Regions from separate parts of the Homo sapiens genome. Here region 2 is linked to region 1. The links are chromatin loops, found by intact Hi-C in ENCODE. Cell type or tissue: heart left ventricle. All regions are shown on one strand. Links, peaks and the distances in the headings refer to the core of each region. The heading gives the core; the rest is flanking DNA.

Evidence for each region. A loop is a pair of places that touch in the nucleus more often than their neighbours do. Peaks named below come from ENCODE experiments on the same cell type or tissue, not always from the same donor. Only the 100,000 strongest peaks of a DNase experiment are listed, where the experiment ranks them.
Region 2: it touches region 1 in a loop (1.9-fold over the local background); 8 of 110 quality-filtered maps call a loop at or near these places.

The regions. Positions count from the first base shown.
Region 1 is chr7:134,902,374-134,907,755 of GRCh38, forward strand. The region is part of intron 3 of CALD1 (caldesmon 1); the gene reads left to right. Among named protein-coding and RNA genes, the nearest start is that of AGBL3, 81 kb to the right of the region's middle. In heart left ventricle, for the core only: a CTCF peak has its summit at 3,144; no DNase peak of the experiment used is centred there; H3K27ac peaks cover 3,554 bases.
Region 2 is chr7:134,762,360-134,767,741 of GRCh38, forward strand. All of the region lies in intron 1 of LOC124901750 (a long non-coding RNA gene), which reads right to left. It also overlaps a transcript of CALD1 not described here. Among named protein-coding and RNA genes, the nearest start is that of CALD1, 15 kb to the right of the region's middle. In heart left ventricle, for the core only: no CTCF peak of the experiment used is centred there; no DNase peak of the experiment used is centred there; H3K4me3 peaks cover 359 bases; H3K27ac peaks cover 1,363 bases.

The DNA of each region.
Region 1 (5,382 bases), core at 148-5,147:
CTGTATATATGTTCAAATGTCTGACATTAATGAAACATTCAGTGTGATCCAGGGAAGTATCATGAGTCTGTTTTTCCTGAATCTGAAGGTTTTGGGGCTGGGAGGGAGATCATGTAAACCACCCCCTACTCCCAGGAAATGGAGTGGCTCTGTGATCCAGCTACCCCTGGGAGCCTAGGAAGGCTTAGGTTTCATGAGCCCACCTCGGAGCTACAGGGAAATCTCCATCCAAGATCCCCAGATACCAGAGGACAAAAGGAACACAGCAAAGGGAAAAACTGAACATCCAAGAGAATAAATTTACAACCTACAACAGAAGGCATCTGAAAAAGTCAGGTGGACTGCCGCTTCAGTGTAATGAACCACTCACCTGAATAAACAGTACAAGGTGCTGGAAATTGTGGAAACATGATTATTAACAAAGTAGAATCCTTCAATCCTTAAACTGACTACTGTATTACTTTCCTAGGGCTACCTTAACAAAGTATCATGTACTCTGTGGCTTAAAATAACAGGTTGTCCTTCAATAGGTGAATGGATAAATGACTTCAGTGGATGAGTGGATAAATAAACTGTGGTGCACCCAGACAATAGAATATTACTCAGAACCAAAAACAAATGAGCTCTTAAGCCATGAAAAGACATGCAGGAAACGTAAGTGCATATTACTAAGTGAAAGAAGCCAGTCTGAAAAGGCTGCATACTGTAGGATTCCAACTATGTGACATTCTGAAATAGGCAACACTATGGAGACAGTAAAAAGATGAGTGGTTTCTAGGCACTAGGGCAAGAAGAGAGGGATGAATAGGCAGAGCACAGGGGATTTTTAGGGCAGTGAAAATAGTTGGTATGACACTACATTTGTCCAAGCCCATTGAATGTACAATGGCAAGAGTGAACCCTAATGTAAACTATGGACTTTGGGTGATACTGATGTGTCACTGCAGGTTCATCAGTTGTAACAAATGTACTACACTTGTGAGGGATGTTTATAATGGGAGAGGTTATGTGTGTGTGAGACGGAATATATGGGACATTTCTGTATCTTCCTCTCAATTTTGCCATGAATGTAAAACTCCTCTACAAAAATAAAATCTTTAAAAATAAATAAATCACAAGCAGGGTTGGTTCCTTCTGAGAACCGTGAGGAAGAATCTGTTCCATGCCTCTGTCCTCACTTCTGGTGGTTTGGCAGCAAGCTTTGGCATTTCTTGGCTTGTAGATGCGTCACTCCAATCTCTGCCTTCACATGGCCAAGATTGTCTCCCTGTGTCTCTTCTTAGCGTCTGCCCTCTGTGCAGGTCTGTCTGTGTCTGAAGCCAAATGTCCCCTTTTGATAAGGACATCAGTCATATTGGATTAGAACCCACCCTGATAACTTCATCTTCACTCAGTTAGCTCGGTCAAGTCCCTGTTTCCAAATAAGGCCACATTCTAGGGTACTGGGAGTTAGGTCGTCCACATATCATTTTTTGGAGGACACAACTGAACACATGACAAATACTGAAAGATTTAAAAATTGTAATGTGCAGTTTCATAATTTAATCCATAAGCAATAAGTGGGATAGGCTAGGCATGGGGCCTCACACCTGTAATCCTAGCACTTTGGGAGTCTGAGGCAGGCGGATCACCTGAGATCAGGAGTTTGAGACCAGCCTGGTCAACATGGCGAAACCCCGTCTCTACTAAAAATACAAAAATTAACCAGATGTGGTGGTGCATGCCTGTAATCCCAGCTACTCGGGAGGCTGAGGCAAGAGAATCACTTTAACCCAGGAGGCAGAGGTTGCAGTGAGCCAAGATCATGTCATCGCACTCCAGCCTGGGGTACAGAGCAAGACACCGTCTCAAAATAAGTAAATAAATAAATAAATAAATAAAAGCAATAAGTGGGATAATTATTGAATACATTTAAAATGCCAGCTGGCCATGCATGGTGGCTCACACCTGTAATCCCAACACTTTGAGAGGTCGAGGTGGGAGGATTGCTTGATCCCAGGAGTTTGAGACTAGCCTGGGCAACATGGTGAAATCTCGTCTCTACGAAAACTAAAAAAATTAGCTGGGCATGGTGGCACACACCTGCAGTCCCAGCTACTCAAGAGGCTGCGGTGGGAGGATTGCTTGAGCTGGGAGGTCGTTGTTCTCACCACTGCACTCTGGCCTGGGTGACACAGTGAGATGGTGTCTTAAAATAAAAATAATAAAAATCAATAAATGAAATGCCAGCTGGCTGAAGTTTGTTGGGGCAGGGAGGACAGCTGGGTCCTTCCCTCACAGGTAAAAAACCTGTATAAAACCATTGGGTCTAGGGAGCTTTTGCCTCTTTGTGATCAGGAAGTATTCGCTTCTTAGAAAGCTAACTAATCTCCCTGCATCGAGCTCTGATCCATCAATTCTCCGTGAAGTCTGGGTATTAAACCAGCCCCAAAGAAGAACAGAAAAGGGGATTATCCTCTTCCACTAGGACACATGCCTTTTCTGGCATGGGAAGATAAAGCTCTCTGATGATAAATTTCCAAGTACATTTTAATGAGAAATGACATGGATTAAGAAAGAGATAGAGAAAATAAGAGATGAAAGGCATTCTATTTGTTGGACATTTTTAGCCACAGTTCTCCTTGTACACCCCTCAAAAAAGAAAGAGAAAAGTAATCAACAGGGAGGAACAAGGGAACACAAAGAGGAGATAAGAATTTTCTTCTACATGTATTCTGCGTTTCTCAGCCTTCTGTGGTGTTACTATCATCAATGAAAAGGCATTTAAGATCCTTAAGTTAGAAAAATCTTTTCTGCCCAATTCCCCACTTCTTGTTTGGAAACAAGAACATGCTCTGCAAGACCTGTAAGCACAGATTTAATTTCCATCATGATGATGATGATAAAATTTTAAAAATGGTGAACATTCATATAGTACTAACTATATGCCAAGCACTGTTCTAAGTACCGTGCAACTATTAGTTCATTTAATCCTTACAACTCCACTATGACTTCCGTGGTTAGCTAATAATGTGTTACCTCCATTTGCAGATGAGGAAAATGAGGCCAGAGGGGTTCACTCACTTGCCCACTTCCTCCCTGCTTGGACGTGTGTAAGACTGGTGCCTGGTTTTTGGCTCCAGGCTGGCTCCTGGTGGCTCCCCTGCTCTCTCCAGCTTAGCATTTATGAAAGTTATTCCCTGTGTTTTCAGAGTTCTAACCGCTAGTCTTTGAGTGGGTGAATCTGGCAGCAGCTGTGTTATTACATCAGATCCTGCTTGATGAGCAAACTTCTCCTCCTGGAGGAGCAGGGCTGGAGGGCTGGAGAGGAAGGATCTAGCAAGAGACTTTGAGTTCTATAACTCTTTCCCTTAAATATCTAGCCCAGGGGTCTAAATACTGCTTTACAGGCCCTAAAAAGAAGTCATGAGTGTACCTCTTTCCCCAGCAGGAGACATGGACTTCCGTATAACTAGCCAATCCTCTAACTCCATTGTTATTAATCTCACATGACTTTGTATGCCAATTCAAGGAAAAGAAACTCGGCATAATTTTGGACCTCTCTATATCTTTTTTTTTTTTTTTTTTTTTTTTGAGACAGAGTTTTGCTCTTGTCTCCCATTCTGGAGTGCAGTGGTGCGATCTTGGCTCACTGCAACCTCCTTTTCCTGGGTTCAAGTGATTCTCCTGCCTCAACCTCCCAAGTAGCTGGGATTACAGGCACCCACCACCATGCCTGGCTAATTTTTGTATTGTTAGTAGAGACAGGGTTTCACAATGTTGGCCAGGCTGGTCTCTAACTCCTGACCTCAGGTGATCCACCCACCTGAGACTCCCAAAGTGCTGGGATTACAGGCATGAGCCACCATGCCTGGCCGGACTTCTCTATATCTTAAGTTCTAACCCCTGTCCTGTCAAAGCCAGAGAACTGAGACCTGGAAAGAAATGAATGGGCTTTGCTGTCGTGTAAAGAGCCCCCACTTTGGGGTTGGCCGGGTGATGGCTAAAATGCTGTGTGTATAATCCTGGGCAAGTGATTTGACTTCTCTGTGCCAGGTTTGCACATCTAGATTGTAAAATAGAGCAATCATGTCTATTCAATGTTGTTCTAAGGATGAGATGAGATGCATCTGCCTGGCACCTTGTAAGTCCTGCACAAATGCAAATTATCACTGTTAAGTAAGCTTCACCATCCTGTAAAACAATCTGTTTGACTCACTTATTCCAAGTAAGATTGGCTGGACCTGTACATTCTTCTTTATTTAAAACTATCAATGTTACTGTTCATTTTTAAATAGACAGTGGCTATGATTTTTAGTTTTTTTAGCCTTACAAATGAGAAACCTAGAACTTCAACAAGCAGTAAAATTGAGCAGGTTAGGTATTCCTCACTAGCAGCATAAACCCAGCAGGGTGAGGTGATTCCTAGGGCCTCCTATAGTCTCCTAGCAGCCCTGATACCCTTTGTTTACGGGTCCCTGGGGGAAGTTGAGGACTTAAAGTCTCTCTAGTAGGCTTCAGAGCTCCTTATTTGAGCAGAACTGTGACATCTTGGAGAAAGAAGAGAACACCACCAGTCAGAAAAGCCCACAATTGTAGTGGTGTCCCGGTTCTGAATACAAGTTACCTAACGCCTCTGAGCCAATTTCCTCAACTATGAAATAGAAATAATAGTGCCCGTCTCACAGATACTATAACTACGAAGATCAAATTAGATCGCATATACATGATGAAAGTGTTCTGTAAAAAGTTGCCATCTGTCTTTGCTTGGATGGACCTGAGTTCCTGAGTTGGCTCTGAAAACAGCTTACCACGAAACAGGATAGGATTAGTGGGACAGCCTTGCTGACACAGATCATAACAGGGAGATGTCTCATTTTGACTTGGAAGTTGCACTGATATCATAGAAAATAAAAAAACCAGGTTTAACTGTTGGTTGGTACCTTGTGAGAAGAGGAAGAAGGTGATAAGAACTAAGATCAGAGCATAGTAGAGAAAGTAGCCCTGTAAACAGAGGAGAAGCAGAAAGAGAGAAGGGAGGACAGAGCTTTTATTTTGCTCCAGGTTAAAAAGAAAAAAAAAAAGCACATTACAACTCTATGTTCAGGTGTCTGTCCCAGGTCCTAGAACTGGAATAGACCAACCAAGCCCAACCCTTCTTAAAAGTAAGACTAGGTGCTTCCTGATTATATATTCAACTGCCTGGAAGCATGCAAGTAAAATTTCCTTGATGGCATTTCTAAGTTTCAAACATATTCTTCCTAAAAATGCATTTACAAAAAATATTAGGATTGTGTTTTTTTGGTTTGGACTTTAAAAAAAAATTGTTTTCAAAACCATAATTGTGGCCTACCCCAAATGGATTCTCCTCCCTACAGTGAGGATTTCATTTTTCCAGTCCCC
Region 2 (5,382 bases), core at 79-5,078, 140 kb before region 1:
TTGGGCAGTCTCGAGCATGGGTTTTCTCCATGGGAGGGGAGGAGTGTTAGAGTTCTGGATTGGGAGAGTTGCTAAAAGCCCTCCTAGCTAAGGGTTCTGTATTAGTCCATTCTCACATTACTATAAAGAAATACCAGAGACTAGGTAATTTATAAAGAAAAGAGGTTTAATTGGCTCACGGTTTCACTGGCTGTACAGGAAGCATGATGCTGACATCTGCATGGCTTCTGGGGAGGTTTCAGGAAACTTACAATCCTGGTGGAAGGCAAAGGGGAAGCAACCCCATCTTACATGGCTGGAGGAGGAGGGAGACAGACAGCAGGGAGATGCCACACACTTTTAAACAAACAGATCTCGAGAGCACTCACTCACTATCACGAGAACAGCACCAAGGGGGACATCCACACCCATGATCCAATCACCTCCCACCAGGCCCCACCTCCAACATTGGGGATTACAACTGGACATGAGATTTGAGCCAGGACACAGATCCAAATTATATAGGGTTCTGAAAGTAAGAAGAATCCCACAATTTGGAAATGAGATCAGGAAGTTAAAATGCTCTAAAATTCATTCATCCCATAACATTTTGTGTGATATTATACCAGATGCTGGGATACAGAAATGAGTACTTGCTCAATTAGATCTAGATCTAGATCTAGGACCATATCTCTATCTATCTATACCTCTATCTACCTATTATCTATTTATCTATCTAATCTAACTATTTATCTGTCTGTCTATCTAATCGATCTCTCAGTCTATCTATCTAGAGTCACATATTGTAAATAGTCTACTTAAATAAAAACTTCCCAGAAATTAACTATTCAACAAAGTGATTTTGAGATTTAGAGATAGTCTTTCTAAGGAGATAGATTCCTATAAAACATCAGGAAATATTCAACTAAGCATAATACATAAACATGAGTTCCATTACTTGAAAGAAGGCAGTGTAAATGGCAGGCAAAGAGAAGGCAAGTGTTTTGGAGTTTGAGCAAAAAGAACATATGAGTAATCCTCTGGTATTATTTTAGGGAGAAGAAGTTCTTCAAGCAATGGGGCTTAGTTTTTCAGACAGAAATATCCCTAAAGAGGGGCAATTTATCAGCCACCACAGATTGCTGGAGCCATCTCTCCAGACTGGCCAGCCTCTTGGGTTCTCGGTCAGAACTTTCCCTAACACCTCTTTCTCTGTGTCCTGAGAGGGGCTGTCCACTGGAGAGAAGACTTGTTATAAATGGCCACCTGAGTTTTCCCTCTCAGAATATATTTCCCACTAGCTGGGCGCAATGGCTCACGTCTGTAATCCCAGCACTTTGGGAGGCTAAGGCGGGTGGATCACGAGGTCAGGAGTTTGAGACCAGCCTGGCTAACATGGTGAAACCCCGTCTCTACTAAAAATACAAAAATTAGCTGGATGTGGTGGCAGGCACCTGTAATCCCAGCTACTCAGGAGGCTGAGGCATGAGAATTGTTGGAACCCAGGAGGCAGAGTTTGCAGTGAGCCGAGATCGTGCCATTGCACTCCAGCCTGGGTGACAGGGCGAGACTCCATCTCAAAAAAAAAAAAAAAAAAAAGTATTTCCCACTTTAACTTAGCTAATTGGCATTCTAGTTTCTAAATCAGCCCTTAGCCATACTTAGGTGTTTGTTATTATTATGGCTACTACTTCTCTGCCTTCCAGAAGATACATGTAACAAAGTGTCCCCAAAGTCCATACAAGGGTAGTTCTGTGTGTGGTATGCCTGGCATTCCTGGGCATGTGGGAGGACTGTATCATTAGCTCCCCTTTCCAGACACCTGCACCTCTTAATTAGGGTAGCAACAAACAACCAGACTCCAGGGCTCCTGGCCTGGACCCAAATCCACACTCACCGTTCCCCAGGCACCAACTTGCATTCTCAGATTTGGTTCTGGGTTTGTGTACAAGTTGAATATAAATAATTTTGTCAAGGTACCTTCATATTTTGTTTGCATTTTTAAATTCTGGCTCAGAAAGGGAGTAGAGAAAAAGAGAAAAAAAGAGAAATATAGGTAGGGATGATATATGACTGATGATTTTATGATATAGACTTGATTTTTTAAAATTGTGTTTGCCTTGTTCACCACAATGGCATTAGGGCTTAATAGAGTAACACATAACAGGCACTCAAGAAATATTTGTCAATTATTCATTGATTAATTAGTTATTCATTAGCTATCACTCAACTATTAATTAATTAGTTGTTAATCTAGTTAGGGAAACAGGATGGATATACTTAAATACAATCAAATCAAAGAATTCAAGTCAGTAAATGATAAAGAGAAAATGAGAGTCTGACCTCACTTCTTGGATTGTAAGTTGTCCGAGAAAGGGTGTGAGCTGGGTGCTGGGATTTTAGAGGCAGCTTTCATGTGGGTCTGGAGCCAGAGTGGGCAAATGTGAAGCGGGAGAAGCACCAAGACTGAAGTCACTGAGGCAGGAGGTGCACTACGTGATGTGGGGCTGGTGCCAAGGAGGTAAGAGAGGGAGAAAGTAGAAGTTTGTGCAGGGAATTGTAGGAAAAGCAAGCAGAGGGATGATTATTGATTCCCCTAAAATGCTCAGCCAAGCCTTAACTTTATCTTATTGGTAGTAAGATGATATTGAAGGTGTCTGAGTAAGTGCATTAATTTGCAATGAAAACAAAGTTCAGGCTGGGCGCGGTGGCTCACGCCTCTGATCCCAGTATTTTGGAAGGCTGAGGTGGGTGGATCATGAGGTCAGGAGTTTGAGAGCAGCCTGGCCAACATGGTGAAACCCTGTCTCTACTAAAAATACAAAAATTAGCCGAGTGTGGTGGTGCACGCCTGTAATCCCAGTTACTCTGGAGGCTGAAGCAGGATAATTGCTTAAGCCCGGGGGCAGAGGTTGCAGTGAGCTGAGATTGTGCCACTGTACTCCAGCCTGGATGACAGAGCAAGACTCCGTCTCGGAAAAAAAAAAAAAAGAAAGAAAAGTTCAGGGTATAAATATGCATATTATTTGTTATCACAAGAGCTAATTGTTAACAACATGAGAACAAATGAGTTTTTTTTAAAACCCTAGTAAGATAGGAATGACCTCTTCCTCCTTGATTGCCTGACATAATCCCCACTGCACAGAATTTTTGTGGGACACCTGCCCCACTACTGCACTTATGCGATTCCATGTACATCTGCCAGCAAAAGGCAAACCCCTTTTATGAGAAGGGCAGGTACAGTGTCTCATACAGTTATCAATGTATTCCCAGGTGATATCGTTTGAATATTTGTCCCCACCCAAATCTCATGTTGAATTGTAATCTGCAGTATTGGAGGTGGGGCCTGGTAGGAGGTGATCGGATCATGGGGATGGATTTCTCATGAATGGTTTAGCACCATCTTCTTGGTGCTGCCCTCAAAGGTGATTGGATCGTGGTGATGGATTTCTCATGAATGGTTTAGCACCATCTTCTTGGTGCTGCCCTGAAAAGTGATTGGATCATGGGGATGGATTTCTCATGAATGATTTAGCACCATCTTCTTAGTGCTGTCCTCAGGATAGTGAGTGAGTTCTCACAATATCTGGCTGTTTAAAAGTGTATGGCACCTCTCTCTCTCTCTCTTTCTCTCTCTCTCTCTAGCTAGCTCCTGTTTTCACCATGTGAAGCACCTGCTCCTGCTTTGCCTTCCATCGTGATTGAAAGATTCCTGAGGCTTCACCAGAAGGTGGGCAGGTGCTGGTACCATGCTTCCTATAAAGCCTGCAGAACCATGAGCCCCTTAAACCTCTTTTCTTTTCTTTTTTTTTTTTTTTTTTTTTTTTTTTTGAGAGGGAGTCTCACTCTGTCACCCAGGCTGGAGTGTAGTGGCACGATCTTGGCTCACTGCAACCTCTGCCTCCTGGGTTCAACCGATTCTCCTGCCTCAGCCTCCCATGTAGCTGGGACTACAGGCCACCACACCCGGCTAATTCTTGTACTTTTAGTAGAGATGCAGTTTCACCATGTTGGCCAGGCTAGTCTCGAACTCCTGACCTCGGGTGATCCACCTGCCTCAGCCTCCCAAAGTGCTGGGATTACAGGCATGAGCCACCGCACCCGGCCTCCTCTTTTCTTTATAAATTGCCCAGTCTCAGGTGTTTTTAGCAATGCTAGAATGGCCTAATACATCAGGACTGAGAAAAGTTTTAGTACAGAGAAGCTACTTCATAAATGTTTATTGTGTGTAAGTAGATGAGCAGTTAGTTCGCAAAGCAGCTTCATATGCATTTTATTTCATTTAATTCTTACTTCTGTCCTGTGAAGTAGGTATTATTGGTTTCTAGGGGAGAGATCAAGCCTGGACCTGGGAGGATGCCCATGTTTAGGGAAAAGAAAGCACAAGAAGAAAATGTCAAGAGGCCAGAGAGATAGGACGATAGGCTAGACACTGGCGTCAGGAGCCACCAAAGACGAAGAGAGAAGCAAGAGGAGTTAGGGATCGTGGCGGGCAGACAGGGAGGGAGGAAGGGAGGCTGAAGACAAAATGGCCATGGATCAAGAGCTGAGGTCATGGACAAAGAATGGGGAGGGGCTGCTTCATAAACTAATCATTTGGAGAAATTTGACACTAAGAGGAAAGAGAAGACTGGAGCTAAAAGAAACAAGAGTCAGTCAAAGGTATTTTCACCCCAACCCTTGGACATGTTTACAGACAGAGAGGAGGGACCAACAGAGAGACGAAAGAGCAGGAAGCAGCGTGAGGTGAAATGAAGCTGAAAGGCCCAGTGAGGGTTCAGAAAGGGACCAGACCGCGAAGCTGCAAAGATATTTCAGTTCTCCCTCGTGTACACACACTCTCTCTCTCTCTGTCTCTGTGTGTGTGTGTGTGTGTGTGTGTGTGTGCGTGTGTGACATAAATCCATCAAACCTCAGCAGAGCTTGATCAGTGGTTAGACGCATCTATATCACACAGTTTGCTTAGTCCAAACAGCCATTTCTCCCCAGTTATCGCCAGACGCAGCAATCTCTTTAAAAATATTTTTCCGATCTTAAAAATAGTCTATCCCCCAAGAGAAATCTCTAGCTTCTTGCCTCTCAGATGACAGTCGGCTAGGCCAAAGCTACAGAACCTCACCCAAAATAGATCAAATATTTTAAATGTTTTCTTATTTGCGCCCCTCACAAGTATGCCTGCAATGCAAAGCCAATTATAAGATTGGCTTTTTTATTTTTATTTTTCTGAAATGAGTGAAGTGTGTGTTTTCTGGTTAGGAGGGGAGGCCAGGCCTCACCAAACAGTCTTGGTTGGATTTCAGACAGGCTTCCTTGAGCATGAACGGGAAGAGGAAACGTGCATGGCTGGGTAAGCACGTGCAGACGTGCAGAGCCAAATGGTCTCTCTCAGGACTTGCCATCCTG